Regions from separate parts of the Homo sapiens genome. Here region 1 is linked to region 2. The links are chromatin loops, found by intact Hi-C in ENCODE. Cell type or tissue: psoas muscle. All regions are shown on one strand.

Region 1 (8,000 bases), 560 kb before region 2:
AAAGTGGGATAGCTGATCGTTGTCCCAACTCTTCAAATTCAACAATTTCATCATTTCTTCTCTATTACAACACCATGCTACATTAAACATCCTTCAAGTACAGAATCAGTACTACCATTTCTTTCTTTTCTTTTTTTCTTTTTTTTTGAAACAGAGTCTGGCTCTTTTGCCCAGGCTTGAGTGCAGTGGCACAATCTCGGCTCACTGCAACCTCCGCCTCCTGGGTTCAGGCAATTCTCCTGTCTCAGCCTCCTGAGTAGCTGGGACAGGCGCATGCCACCATGCCCAGCTAATTTTTGTATTTTCAGTAGAGTCAGGGTTTCGCCATGTTGGTCAGGCTGGTCGTGAACTTCTGACCTCAGGTGATTCACCCACCTCGGCCTCGCAAAGTGCTGGGATTACTCCCCGTGAGCCACCACACCCGGCCCATTTCTTTCTTTCTTTAGCAACAATAGACATTGTTCTACTTCCTGGATTCCACGATCTAAAGCTAAAAGATAAGGAGAATCTGGCTTCCTCCCAAAGCAGCTATGATGAACTCCTATCAACACTGTTTTGGACAGCTGGACCCTGAAGGGTACACTCAGGAAAACAGGAATATTTGTGGTCATTTCCAAACCCAATGCATCAGGGCCGACTTTAGAAACATAGTCACAATTTTATGCCTCATACTGCTTAAACAAATTTAGTGCTATAGTCCACCAAAGATCTTAATCAAAAGGAAATTAGAAAGGGTCTGGCTGGGGAACATTTTGAGACCCAACTAAAACCCAAGATATAGTTAGTCTGATGAAAAAGTGGTCACCCAAACATTTACTTATTTTTCACTCTTGATTCTGTGAAAAGGCTTCTGAAGACCAGCTTTAGTTTCTCTCCAACCTAGGACCTTATTGATTGGTGCTGAGGGCTTTTTCAGAAGGTGTAACTCTTTCCATTCTGTTTTGGAGGAACTGATGAGGCTTGTTTTCTCTGGGTGTGCTTCTTGTTCCCCCAGAATGTGTACCATTTCCTTTGATCATCACAACAGTCCTCTGAGGCAGGCAGCAGAGGCCAACCCTCTCCATTTTTACTGATGAGAATAAGCAGATGACTTGCCCAGGGTTTTCTTATAAGTAAAGCTATGATACTAGAGCCAAATGCTCAAGTCCAAAACTTCAATTTTTTAATGTGAAAGCATCAAAAAAGGGGTGTGACTGCTAATTTACTAACAAATCTGTTGATCTGAACATCTGGACGATATAACCCACACATGAGTTATTCCCCTTTGAGGCTGGCCACAATATTAATCCTAACCAATATTTAGAGTTCTCCTGCAAATGACGGCCGCAAAGTTGCCCTTACCAAACACGTAACTGGCCCAACCTAGGAAACTATTTTTCTGGTGGACAAGAGAAAGGAACTAAAAAATCCACAGCTGCCATGAGAAAGAGTGATAATAATATTTATATTATCTTCAAGATTTTAAATATAAGAAAAAAAATACATTTATGTTTTCCTACATGGCACAGAAATGTAGACGACTACACTATTCAAACTAAAACTGCATGATTAGGAGATTCATATTTAGGATATACTTAATTCCTCTTTACGATGAGTGCTTTAAATCTAACAAAAGAGATTCATCATCCTCTACTTTCACCTGAGATTTAAAAGTAACTTTTAAAGGCTCGGGGGTGGGGATTTCCCTTCCTTCATGGGGAGGATACACCGGCCTGGCTGCCTCGTGTTCTGGTTCACTGAGCTCATCAGAGTAGAGCTCACTGATGGGGCCCAGAGACTCGCTCCTGGCAATGATGTCCACACCCATCTCCCTGGCACATTCCTCACCTTCAGCCACTGTTCGGTCCTTACCTTTCCTGAGGCTGCGCATCTTAAAAGCTTCCTTTGAGGGAGCTGCATTAGAAATAGATTTCTTAAACCTCTCCCCTGACTGTCTCAGCCTCTCCCCTGACTGTCTCAGCCTCTCTCCTGACTGCCTTAGCCTCTCTCTCCTCTCCGGGGTCACTATTCTAGTTCTAATTCTGTTCACTTTCTTGTCAAGATTCTGCCGTGTCTTCTGCATGTTTTCTTTGGAAAATGCCTTCTTGATATTATCAATGTGCTCCTTGCCTGACTTCCTAAGCCTGGCAGATCTGCTTTCTTCAACATAATATTCTTCATCCGAAGACAGATCTACTGGGGGATCAAAGATATCATCATCATCCTCTTCTTGGTTCTCAGTTAGGTTTCTGTCTTTAACAACAGACAGGGATGTCGGACACCGAAACTTCTCCTGAAGGAGAGAAAAAACAAAGCATATTAGTGCTTCCTTTGCACTATAGAGCAGCTCTTTTACCTTCTGGCCATGCCTTGTAAATCTCCATGGGCTGTTTATCCTCTGCCTGCTCCTTAAATGTTACCATTTCTTAGGGTTTCTCTTACCTTGGCCCTTTCCTCTTCTTCATCTCCCAGGCTTACCCTGGGCAACCTTAACCACTCCATTTTTCAGATCCAATTGTAAGTAAACTCACATGTATTTTATCTTCACTTTCCTTCTCTCCTAAGATGAAGACACATGTGTGAATGATGGGCAGACTGCTCCACAGTTTGAGGTTACACAGTCATCTTGAACTTAGCAAGTCTAAAAATCAAGGCCCATCCACCATCCTCTCCATTTCTACTTCTTTCCCTGTACCTCTCAGCACTAACACCTATCCAGGTGCCACATAAGATAGAAACACCTGAATCATAATCCCAAATATTTCCTCTCCTTCTCATTCCATATCCAACCAGCCACCAAGCTTTGTTGATAATACTGCCTAACAACTTATCTGTTCCCTCCTCCTTCTTCATTCCCTCTACCAATGTCTTGATTCCGGCCCTTGTCGTCTCAGTCCTGAACTTGCGCAATGCCTCCTCACTGATCCTTCTACCTCCAGAACATCAACTAAGTATTTTCTGAGAATATTACTAAAGCATAGCTTTGATCACATCTTTTCTCTGCTTTAAACTTTGGAGAGCTCACCAATACTCAACGAAGAGCTCAAATTCTTCAGTATGATTAGAAGGCTCCTCAGCTTTAGCTAAACCTACTTTCCCACTCTTCCAGCCCAGAAACATACAATCACTCTCAATTCCTCAAGCACAAGATGTTTTCATCCCTCTACGCCTATGTATATGTGATTTCTGGTATCTTCTTCTTTTCATAAAGACGGGGTCTCACTATATTACTCAGGCTGGACTCGAACTGCGAGACTCAAGGAATCCCCCTGCTTCAGTCTCCCAAGTAGCTGGGACTACAGGCACATGCTACCATACCCAGAAGTTTCTGACATCTTAGGTTCCCTTTCACCTCTTTTTGGCTTTGTAAATGAAATCTTTCTTCAATAATCAATTCAAGTGTCCCCAACTTCCTCAAGTGGCTAACTCTATCTCAAATTTACACATACATACCTCTGTTTATAACATTTAGCACAGTTTGAATTGAAGCTTTACTCAAAAATATGTATCTCCCAGAGGTCTTCTCCAGATTCCTTGAAAGCAGAGATCATGTGTCTTATTTATGTTTTATGCCCAGCATCTATCAGAGTGTCTTGCACATAGTAGGCATACTCAATAAATGATTATTGGATCAAACAGGTGTATACCTTCCTTCAACAAAGTTATTAAGCAACACCACAAACCAGTAAATTTTCTGGTTCTAGAAACTGTGAAGCTTCTTTGAAGACAAAAGAGTGAAAGAGCTTATATTCTCGGAGAGGGACAAACAAGTAAAATCTATATAGCATGTTAGATGGCAAGATATACACTAAGGTGAGAACTAAAGCAGGGAAGGGGAATATGCAGCGACAAGGAAGGTGCTGTTTGAACTACAGTGGTCAGAAAGGCCTCATTCATACGGTGACATCTAAGCCTAGACCTGAAGGCTGTGTATAGATCTGGGAAGAACAGAGAAACAGTGGGGAGGGCCGTGTGGTGACAGCAGAGTGATGAAAGGGCAAGAAGGGGAGGCAAGAGGGTAAGAGAGATAGCAGGTGGTCCAGGTCATGCAATGCTCTGTATCCAATGGTGAGGTCTGAGCATAAGAGGAAGTCTTCTAAAAGCCTTGCAGGAAGCCGGGTGCAGTGGCTCACACCTGTAATCCCAACACTCTGGAAGGCCGAGGCAGGGGGATCACCTGAGGTCAGGAGTTCGAGACCAGCCTGGCCAACATGGCAAAATAGTCTCTACTAAAAATACAAAAATTAGCCAGGTGTGGTGGGACATGCCTGTAATCCCATCTACTCGGGAGGCTGAGGCAAGAGAATCACTTGAACCCGGGAGGCGGAGGTTGCAGTGAGCTGAGATTGTGCCACTGCCCTCCAGCCTGGGTGACACAGCAAGACTCTGTCTAAAAAAAATGAATGAATGAATGAATGAATGAATGAATGAATGAATGAATAAATGGCTTGCAGGAGAGTAGTGCCAGGATTTGACCCACATTATAAAAGCATCACTCTGTTGAAAACAGGGTGTAGGGGCAAGAAAAGAAGCAGGGAGAACAGGTGGAGAACACTGAGGCAAGGGAGCACTGGGTAAGGGTGCTGACAGGTTGGGGGTGAGAAGCAGTCTGATTCGGAGCTGCTTTGAAGGTAGGAGCCAACAAGATTTGCCACTAGATTTGGATGTGGAGTGCCAGAGTGTCAAGAACAATCCTCAAGTACATGGCCTGAGCAGATGAAAGATAGATCTGCCATTAATTGAGATGGGGGAGACAGCAGGAGGAAGAGACTGGAGGGGAAGGATGGGATCTGAACACGCTGTCTTGGAGACACCCACTAGCCATGCAGGCAGAGGCACTGAGCAGGCAGCTGAGTAGATGAGTCTGGAATTCAGAAGAGAGGGCTGGGCTAGACACCCAAATTTAGGAGTCATTGATGTAAAGATGGAATTAAAGTCATGAGACCAGATGAAAGAGATCACCAAGAAACTGAGTGAATGGGTCTATGCTCTGTTTTACTCAGAATTCCTTGGCACCAAGGTGTGTTTCAGAATTCAGAATATTTCAGACTTTGGAAATAATATGATTTATTACATAACATTCCCAGCAAGATCTTGGAAGAAACATTTCTGTGGCAAAAAAAAATATGAATATTCACACTAAGTTGGGATAAAAGCTAGAAATAGCCTCCTGCTACTTTAGGTCAGGTTTTTCCACTGAATAATTTCAGGTCAAGTTAGGTCTTGCTGTCAAATATGTTATTAAAAAATATTTTAAAGAATTTTTGAATATGGGTGTTACAGAGCATGGATTTTGGACTGGTAGAAGGAAGAAATGAGAAAAGAAAAAAAAGGACAGATATCAGCCAGTGAGGCAGGGGGAACTCCCAAAGAGAGGAGTAACCCCAGAAGTCAAGAGGAAAGAAGTTTCAAGGAGAAAGGGAGGGGCTGGGTGCAGTGGCTCATGCCTATAATCCCAACATTTTGGGAGGCTGAGGTGGGAGGATCACTTGAGGCCAAGACCAGCCCAGGCAACAAAGTGAGACCTCCACGAAAATTTTAAAGTGTAGCCAGGCAAGGTGATGCGCACCTGTAGTCCCTACTACTTGGAAGGCTGAAGAAGGAAGATGGCTTGCCCCCAGCAGTTGGAGGCTGCAGTGAGCTATGATTGCACCGTAGAACTCTAGCCTGGGCAACAGACCAAGACCCTGTCTCTTTAAAAGAGAGAGAGAGAGAGAGAGAAAGAGGTCCAATCGTGTCAAATGTGTCAAAAGAATAAGGATGAGAATTGGATTTGGGACATGACACACACTGGAAACCTTGAGAGCCAGCCCAACCACAGCAGCTAGAGGAACCCAACTGAATAGGGAGCATTTCTCAAACTAAACAGACAAAAGTTGAAAAATCATGAGATTTTTAACTGAACCACGAGTTAAAATTTCTAAAAGAAACTGTGCCCCCACGTGAGATCCAGATTAAATCTATTCAATCAAAAAATATATAAATATATACAAAACACATTTATGCATATTCCAAAACCTATCAGCCTGATAGTCAAGAAGATATCCCTGGAACCTTATTTCTTTGGATACTTATTTAAAATTAAATTCTTTGGCTATAGGATTAGAGAGTCTAGGAGCTAAAAAAGGCAGGGGTGGGCGTCTCATAGCTCTCTGATGAATCAGTTTGAAGCAGCGAAATTATTCCTCTCCTTTCCTGACACCTGCTGCAGGGAGTAGCTTCAGCAACACAATGTGGGTTGGCACGGCCTGAGAGGGTATAATTAGAAAACGAAAGAGCCAAAAGTTAATTACTGTTAGATAGGGGAAAAAACACAATCTTGCTGTGAAGAAATCAGATATAGCTTAGCCCAGGAATCACATACCCTCCTTTAAGTACACAACAAATAATATAAAATCAGGCTTTAAAGTAAAACAAAACAGGAGTAGAGTCAGAAAAAAGTACTTGTTACGCAGATCTATTAGTTGCAACTCCAATGAGACAGCGACATCATGAGCTAATGGTGAATAGACTGTTATAATAACTGAAGATTGTAGATGTTGAATTATAGTTGACTTCCAAATATAATTGTATCTTTTAATATAAAACTCCAGGTAAAAAGACCATTTTTGTAACAGAATGAATACTGTGCTTCAGAGTACTGTGGGCTGGATTGAACATCAAACTAATATAGCTATGGGATGTGAGGGCGATTGGCTGCAACATCTGTTAACCCACTGATTGCCAGGGTTGATTCAGCTGATCTGGCTGGGCTAAGTGGGTGTCCCCTTCCTCCCTCACCGCTCCATGTGTGTCCCTCTCGAAGCCGCACGCTTGGTCGAAGAGGATGACCATCCACGATAGAGGAGGACCAGTCTTTGGTCAAGGGTATACAAGCAGCTGCACTCCCCTGCTAGAACTTCCAAACAAGCTCTCAAACTAATATAGCTAGGGAAATTCTGAATATACAAAAGTCTGAGGCTTATTAGTGAAGATATAGTATGTTCGAAAAGAAATAATAAATGTATAAGAAATAGCAGGTAATTTTTACTATGGCTGAATTGCTTGGTTTCAAGTTAATTTTAGCAGAAGGAGCAATCTCAATATAACCATTTATATACCTTAACTATGATGATTAATTATAACTAATTTTAACTGCTAAGAATAACCATGTGACCATGTATACAGCTTTCTAACATCTAATGAATCTTTGAATCAGAGTTCTATGTCCATTATTCTTTTCTCTACGAGCTGTTCCATTATAAATGATAGCAATTACTTTTTGACGAACTGCTGCTACTCTGAACAACTTAATTATGCAGAATCTTCATGGCATTATTTCTTACAAGAGAAGAGATGTGCCCTAAACTAGCACCCTTCAGTTGCTTTAAATAACTACAAGGGATCAAAGAAAGGAACAATTAGCAGTAAGTTACAGGGACTAAACAGGTGAATACAGAAACATCTTAAAGTTTAAAGAAGAGTTATGTCAATCAACAGAGTCAATGGAAACTTTTCAGAAACTTCTTTGCTCTTGCTTTTGTAAATCTTAATTGGCACTTAGTCCACTGCTTTGCACAAAAGTTCTCAGCAGTCGTGAATGCCAAATATGTTTCCTGGCCATGCGCCCATGCCAGTGGAGGGTAAGATATACCCACAATTCTGAACATCTTCAGAAGGCAAATCAAAGAATGGATACTACATTTCCCACTACATATACTAACACTGGAACTGGCCTCTGAAAATCAGGTGACTGATTTTTTTTCAATTTTTCAATTTTTTTTCTTAAGACAGGGTCTCACTATCACCCACGCTGGAGTGCAGTGGCACAATCATGGCTCACTGTAGCCTCAACCTCCCCACAGGTGACCCTCCCACCTCAGCCTCCTAAGTAGCAGGGAACACAGGCACGCGACGACACACCTGGTTAACTTTTCTATTTTTGTAGAGACAGGGTTTTGCCACATTGCCCAGGCTTTTTTTTTTTTTCCCAAATTTTTAAGCCTATAGAAGGACTTCCAGGGACATGAAAGGAAAGGGAA
Region 2 (8,000 bases):
ATATCTGCTTTTAATTAAGCTAACTTTTAACCATAGCACTCTTAAAAAAAAACAGTTCTTTTAAATTTCTTATTATCTGACTTTAGCCAGGCCAAATGACCAGTATTTCTGGGTTTTGAACTTTACCAAAGGTAACCTCCAAGGTGCTCAGAGAAAGGAAAATTCAAGATGGTTCGTGGAGAGGGAGGGAGTCAACAAATGATAAAGGTCTTACAGATATCAAACCAGAAAGGACTTATTCCCTAAGCCAGGAATTGAACCCTCAACCTGTGCCACCATTGTGAAAAGACAAAGCCTTAGCTACTAAGCTACAGCATTGGACAGTTTCTATTGCTCTTCCCTGAAGGAGGCTAGAGCAGTCAGTTTTGAGCTTGCAAAGGCTTTTAATGGCTTAAGATAATTTTTTGAGCAAACTATGACATGGACCCCAAAACTCCTGTTCCCTGGATGGCAGAGACCAACAGAAAGTACTGACCCATTCTTACAAGGTCAAGCTCCCAAAGACATAGAACAAAATGAGAAGGAAACTTCAGCATTTTTTTTTTTCAGGTACTTGCAGCAAAGTCTGTAATTAACCAGTTTTCCAGGCTGGCTTGAACCTGGGCTTATGGGATCCTAAGCCCGTGTTCTGTCCATAAAGGTATTCTTCTTTATGACAGAGCAATGTAGAAAGACAAAGTTGCAGCACAAAGTACACCAGATTCGCTACAGTAGCCACTCTGCTTAGTATGCAATATGGAATTGGCAAGGTTCAAACTTGCCCTCAGATGGGCCCTGTCATCTTTAATCCAACCTCTGCTGTCATGTGGTCTCAGGGCACAGAGGATAGGAAAGGGAGAAAAGCATTCATTGCCTGCAGCAAGGTGGGGAAGGCAAGGTGCTCAGGGAGGCCAGAGAAAGACCTACTTATTGCAGTGACACTCAATCAAAAGTTCAGGCGGTCACTTGTCAGTTGCAAAGGGGTTTTCCAACAGTCTCACCAGCTTTCAAGTTTCCCCTTTTGGGGAGAAAAAAGGCTCTCCATGTCCAGTGATCCTGTACATGCCTAATCCTGTCACCCACAGCTGTCAGCGAAGAGTACAAGGCAGATTAATCCAAAGAGAATAGTGGTTAACTCCCCATAATGCCAAATCCATTCATAGCTGAGAGGAACTTTACTGAGTGGGGCCTCTAACTCCCTAAATTTTAGGAAGTATTCTAACCATCCTAAGCTGGGCCTTGAACCCAAGTTCCACCAGATGTCCTTGCCTTTTATTAAGAGGGGCCTTTAACCCACTCTTTTTTAGGAGACACTCTAACTCCCCTCAGTTGGGCCTCTAACCCAATCCCATCCTTTACCCGGATACCCCACTACTTACCCAGAGTTGGCCATTTGGTGCTGCAGTCTGTTTCCTTTTGGGTTGGGGGTTTCCTCAATATCGTCCCTCCATGGTTCACCAGGAGGATATTACCAGAAAGGAGTCCTGATCCAGACCCCTAGAGAAGATTCTTGGATCTCAAGAAAGAATTTGATGTGAATCCATAGAGTAAAGTGAAAGCAAGTTTATTAGGAAAGTAAGGGAATAAAAGAATGGCTACTCCATAGGCAGAGCAGCCCTGAGTTGTATTTTATTGTGTATATGTACCACATTTTCTTTTTTCTTTGTTTTTGAGACTGAGTCTCGCTCTGTTGCCAGGCTGGAGTGCAGTGGCATGATCTCGGCTTACTGCAACCTCTGCCTTCTGGGTTCAAGTGATTCTCCCGCCTCAGCCTCCTGAGTAGCTGGAACTACAGGTGCGCACCACCACGCCCGGCTAATTTTTGTATTTTTAGTAGAGACGGGGTTTCGCCATGTTGGCCAGGATGGTCTCAATCTCTTGACCTCATGATCTGCCCGCCTCGGTCTCCCAAAGTGCTGGGATTACAGGCATGAGCCACCGCACCCGGCCCCACATTTTCTTTATCCATTCATCTGTTGATGGCCACTTAGGTTGATTTCATATTTTGACTATTGTAAATAGTGCTGCAGTAAACACGGTGGTGCAGATATGTCCTTGCTATACTGATTTCCTTTTCTTTGGATAAATACACAGTAATGGAATTGCTAGATCATGTGGTAGTTCTATTTTTAGGTTTTGAGGAACCTCCATTTTGTCTTCCATAGTGGCTGTGCTACGTTACTGTCTCATCAACAACATGTGAATGTTTCCCTTTCTCCAAATCCTCTGCAGTATTAATTATTTTCACATTTTTGTTAATAGCCATTCTAACTGGGGTGAAATGATATCTCATTGTGGTTTCGATTTGTATGTAACCACATGATTAGTGAAACTGACAATTTTTTTTCACATGCTTTTTGGCCATTTGTATGTCTTTTGAGAAATGTTTGTTGAGATGCCATGTCCTTTTTAAAATAGGATTTTGTTGTCGTTGTTGTTGCTTGTATATTCTGGATGTTAATCCCTTATCAGATGATTAGTTTACAGATATTTCCACTAATTCTCAGGTTGCCTCTTCACTCTGTTGAGTGTTTCCCTTGCCCTACAGAAGCTTTTTAGTTTGATAAAATCCCATTTGTCTATTTTTGCTTTTTTTTTTGCCTGTGCATTTAAAGCAGTATCCATAAAAATCTTTGCACAGACCAATGTGCTAAAGCATTTCCCCTATGTTTTCTTCTACTGGTTTTATAGTTTCGGGTCTTAGATTTATGTCTTTAATCCATCTTGAGTTGATTTTTGTTTATGGTGAGAGATAGGGACACTTAGAATTTTTTTATACCTATTGTGAAAACTATTTTAGACTCAGAAATAGATTTTAAAAATTCTGTCATTATTGTGTGTGCCTTAAAAGGAAAATAAATTTGTTCAAGTTATTCTGAAACTAGAGTCTGACTCTTGTGCATCATTTCTCAACTGAGTCGAGTTTTTTGTTTTTGTTTTTGTTTTTTTACACAGTATTGGCCTCCATGCCATTAAGAGTATTGGTAATGCTCTACTCTCTCTAGGAATTTCTTCCAAGCTGCTAAAACCCATTCTGCAAGTATTGATGCTATCACTTTACTATTTGACTAACCTCAGAGTTTATTTTTTCTGAATTGAAATATATCTCTGCTAGTTAAGCAACTTTTCTTCAAAGTTACCAAAATATAAGCCAAAATGTTAATAGTGGTTTTCTCCAGTGGTGGTTGGAAGTGGTTCTTGTTTTCTTCTTTGTAACTGTCTGCTTTCCAAAATTTCGAAACACACATAGACACACATGTACACATGCATGTACATATGCACACAATTAAAACATGGCCTTGCTTCAACTTGCTTCACATCTTATCTTCTGCAGTCTTATCATTTGGGGAATTCAGGAGCGTAATTCATTATTCTCCTTGGTGGTCATGCTTGCTGCCTTGAATCTAGAAAGTCCCATCAGTCAGCCCCTGGTGGGACCAGGTTCTCTGCTGACCTCCAGTGGCCTTAGGCTGTATGGCACTAAGCAAGAGGCATTCATATGCTTGCTGGTCAGTGCAGAACAGACCCACACTTGTGTTTTTAGGAAAGTACTTTGTAATTGTCCTTGATTAGGTAGCACATGCACCCATATACCTGAGTTACTCTTACCTGTCTTCCAGTGCAACTCGAACCTTACTTATTGGAAATTGAGAAGCTTTTTATAGGAACTATATATAAATATCATAGTAAGAACAAGAAAATATGAAGTGAAGACTTTATGTGCATAGAACAGAATTTGGATGAGCAGTTAAGCCTGAGTTCTGAGTGAACTTCTAGGCTTTGCTTATTAGTTTTCTGTTGAGGTATTTTGTTTTGTTTTTTGGGGATGTTTGTCTTTTTGGGGTTTTTTTGTTTGTTTTGAGGGGTGCAGTTTGGGAATGGGAAGAAGTACATAGGCAGCAGTGGTCCTTCTCCTGGAACCAGAAGAACAATAAGACTTTCCTGTTGAAATGATCTGCCTCTTTGTATTTTCTGCCATGGATAACCATTGCAGGGAGAGACGTTGCTGAAACGAGTATGAGGCAATTTCCCCATTTGGAACCCTGCTGGGTATTAGTGAGGCAGGCAGGCAGGACCCATCAAGGAAAAGTAAGTGACCATTGGAGCAAAAATATATGCTAATTTTCCAATCAGTGAGCTGTTAACCTTCTGGGATTTATAATTCCTCTGACATCCATTTTAACATTTGATCTATCCAGTTAATTTTAAAAACCCATTTATTATACCCCTTAAGTCATTTTTTGTTATATTGTCAAAGTGTCACATTCTAATTATCTTAAAATCACTTTTGGCCAAAGCTTGTAAAATAAAAAAAAAAGCATTATGTCTGAGATTACTGATCAATGTAATTTTAAGGTTTTTGCTTCTTAATAATTAAACGCCACTGCATTATGCAGCATACCTGCTGCCAGGATGTTGTTTGAGAATGAAGCAAATGAATATCTAATCCCATAATAGTTTTCAAATATTTTAAATCTTTTTCTCTCTGTAACCAGAATTTTAAAGCAACCTAAAGATTGTAATGTTTGTTAATAGACTCTTGTGATTTTTGCCACAACTATTACAGTACTAGTCTCCCTGGTTCTCTACTACTTCCAGGTGAATTTTTTGAAAGCCCAGCTCTACAGCTCAGTGGCTGCTTATCACAACACTGGATAAAATTCAAACTCCATCAGCTTAGTGCTTAAGACCCTCTAGAGTCCGTCTCTAACCTTATTTATTCTACTCCTGGTTTATGCATACTTGCTGTTAGCACACTACTTTCTCATTGCGCCCCCTAATTCATCAAGTTTAGAAAGTTGAAAGCATTATATTGTCTCCTATAGTGCATCTTGCTGTCCATTTTCATACTGATACTTAGGACACAGGTGGAAAATATATGTTTTGTATTAGACTAGTTTCTTTGCTTCTGAGTCCATCTCATATCCTCTCTGCCAGATCCTTTGGGTATTAAAAAGTCTTAGGGTATTAAAAAAGATTACTTGACTTCTTGTTGACAAAGTAGGCACCAGCTAGGCTAGTTTACCTTTATTAACATTGAATATTGGACCTAAATGAAACCTACTAGGAATATTTTACTTTCACAGGGTTTCATATTATTGAATTTTAGTTTAAAACATTTTTATTATTACTGATTTTTTGCCAGTATGAAAGACAAAATGTTATCTGGGAGTTTTAATTTGTAACTTTCTGATTACAACTGAACATATGTAATAGTTTATTGGCAATCTGTGTTTCTTTCATAAACTGATAGCTTTAACTCACTTATCTTTTTGGTAGTCTTTTTTTAGTTCATTCTTTTTATATTCTGAATATTAATCAGTTGTCTCTAGTACATGTCACAAGTACCTTTCTTCCTGTCTGTCTTAAAAATTCGTGTTTTTCTTTTAATGTCTAGATGCTTCCTAATCTTTGTGGCTTCAAAATCTGGCAAATGTCTTGGCTGCATGTGGTCTTGATACAGGGTTGCAGGTCCTTTCCAAAGTAGACGTTGTCTCCTAAGTACCAGGAGGCCATAGGAGATTTTTCGTCTTTGTGACCCAACTCCCCAGGTTTGTATATCACCCCAGCACTCAGCAGATGTCCTCTGGAGACATTTCTCTTGCCTATGCAGGTATAATTCTCAGCCCTAAATCTGCAACTGCAGGCTTAATTTCCAAAACAAATTACACAGGAAACCTATAAGAAAGAAAATGGCTAGTGATCTTTGCTTACCTTAGGAATGGTTCTTCCTTTCCTGGAATGTCAGTTCCTTTAGTCTTCATTGTTTTCATGATTTCTGGTATCTTAAAAATATGATACAAAGTTTTTTCTAGTTGTTGCAGTAGGACCAACACATTTTTGCTTCCCACTACACCCTGCTTGAAAATGGAAATCCATTTGTAGATTCCCTTTTGGATTTTCTGTGAACTCAATAAAAACACCTGCAAGTAATGACATTTCTTCCTTTACAGTCTTTTATTATTATTATTATTTTGACCAAGAACTCCAAATCAGTATTATATAGAAGTGATAGCAGGCATCTTTTTTCTTTTTTGATCTCAGCATGAAAGCTGTTAGTATATCACCATTTCAGTTGTTTGTTATATCAGCTTTTAGTATATCACAAGTCAGTTGTTTATTTAAATATCCTTTTTTTCAATTAAGGAAGTTCTCTTCCTAGTTTGCTAAGAGTGTTTAAGCATGAATGAATATAGATTTTTATCAAATGTTTTTCTGCTTTTGAGAGATAACAAAATTTGTCTCTTTCATTCTGTCAGTGTTGTGATGTACATTAATTGGTTTTCAAATATTTATCTAAACTGAAGTGCTAGACTAAATCCAGCTTTATTGTGATGTATTATCCTTTGTATGTAGTGCTAAGTTTGTTAATATTTCTATTCAAGTTTTGCATCTATATTCTTGAGTAAGATTAACAAATACTTTTTTTTTCTCATAATTTTCTTGTCAGGATTCCCGTGAAGATTACGTTGACCTCAAAAACTAGTTGGGAAGTGTTCCCTGTTTTTGTATTCTCTGGAATAGTTTGTGTAAAATTGCCATTATTGGCTCCTTAAATGTTTGGTAGAATTTACTGGTGAAGATGTGTGGGAATGGAGTTTTCTTTGTGGAAAGGCTTTGAATTAGATTTGGGTTCTTTAATAATTGTAGGATTATTTTTTGAGATGGGGTCTTTCTATGTTTCCCAGTCTAGTCTTGAACTCCTGGGCTCGAGCAAACCTCCTGCCTCAATCTTACCATAGCCGGGGCTATGGGCATGTGTCACTGTACCTGGCAATAATTTTAGGACCATTTATATCTTCTGTTTCTTCTAGTGTCAGTTTTGATTAGTTATATTTTCATGGGAATTATGTGAATCATCAAACTTATTGGAATTAACTTACTGATAATAGCTATCAGTGGAAGGAGCTTAGAAGTATATTTTTTGAAAGAGAACAACATGAGGTCATACCAGTACTTCCAATTCAAATTATAGGGTTTTTACTTAATTACTCAGTTTTATATATGTTTTCCTTATGCTGAAAATCTTGATTCTTAATGGCATTAGCATGATTACTCATGTGCTTTATCTGTAATATATGTGTATGTATTTAATTTCAAAATAACAATGACAGTATTAAATTGTTTTAAAATTTCATTTTGTTTTAATGTTAAACATTTCCATGGTTCCAAAGTCAAAACTATAAAACCAAAGTATAGTCAGGGAATTCATCCCTGACCTCTCCATTTTCTCCCATTGGTGTTTTTTTTTTGTGGGTAGAGGAGAGACAACTATATAAGCAAACATATATAGACATGTAAATATGTGTGCATGTATATACATATGTATTTATATTTCTTCCCCAAGTTTCTTCTCCCTATTTCTTACACAAAATATTTGACCTGTACACACTCTTCTGCACCTGGCTTTTTTTTTTTTTTAACTTGTCTTGAAGATTGCTCCTTAGCAGCAAACAGAGATCTTTTTTATTTCTTTATATTACAGCCTAGTACTTCATTATATGGGTACCATACTTTATTCAGCCAGTCTCCTATTGATGGACATTTAGAGAAATAGTAACTTTGTTGTTGTTGTTGTTGTTGTTGTTGTTGTTGTTGTTGTTGAGTCAGGGTTTCACTCTGTCACCCAGTCTGGAGTGCACTGGCACGATCTTGGTTCACTGCAGCCTCCTCCTCCCAGGTTCAAGAGATTCTCGTGCCTCAGCCACCAGATAGCTGGGATTACAGGCATGTGCCACCATGCCTGGTTAATTTTTGTATTTTTAGTAGAGACAAGGTCTTGCCATGTTGGCCAGGCTGGTCTCAAACTCCTGACCTCAAGTGATCCACCCGCCTCATTCTCCCAAACTTCTGGGATTACAGGCATGAGCCCCTGGGCCTGGCCAAAATAGTAACTTTTAAAAAGGCATTTTCCATTCTCAAGACTACAACACTGTAGTGTAGGCCATTAGAACTATTTGATCTAATTTTTTAAAACTTTTTGTTTATACATCATGCAAAAATTCATTTTATGGCTAGGC

The links. Peaks named below come from ENCODE experiments on the same cell type or tissue, not always from the same donor. Only the 100,000 strongest peaks of a DNase experiment are listed, where the experiment ranks them.
Region 1: it touches region 2 in a loop (4-fold over the local background); 35 of 110 quality-filtered maps call a loop at or near these places.

Annotation. Positions count from the first base shown.
Region 1 is chr9:100,580,037-100,588,036 of GRCh38, reverse strand. CAVIN4 (caveolae associated protein 4) reads right to left here. Exons shown (of 2, transcript NM_001018116.2): 2 at 1-2,272. The coding sequence ends at 1,586. It also overlaps the pseudogene RN7SKP87. Among named protein-coding and RNA genes, the nearest start is that of CAVIN4, 6.0 kb to the right of the region's middle. In psoas muscle, no CTCF peak of the experiment used is centred here; no DNase peak of the experiment used is centred here; H3K4me3 peaks cover 4,273 bases; H3K27ac peaks cover 6,906 bases.
Region 2 is chr9:100,023,737-100,031,736 of GRCh38, reverse strand. The region is part of intron 4 of ERP44 (endoplasmic reticulum protein 44); the gene reads left to right. LOC105376176 (a long non-coding RNA gene) reads right to left here. Exons shown (of 3, transcript XR_001746547.2): 3 at 1-5,765. Among named protein-coding and RNA genes, the nearest start is that of ERP44, 71 kb to the left of the region's middle. In psoas muscle, a CTCF peak has its summit at 3,436 (motif pointing left); a DNase peak (open chromatin) is centred at 3,446.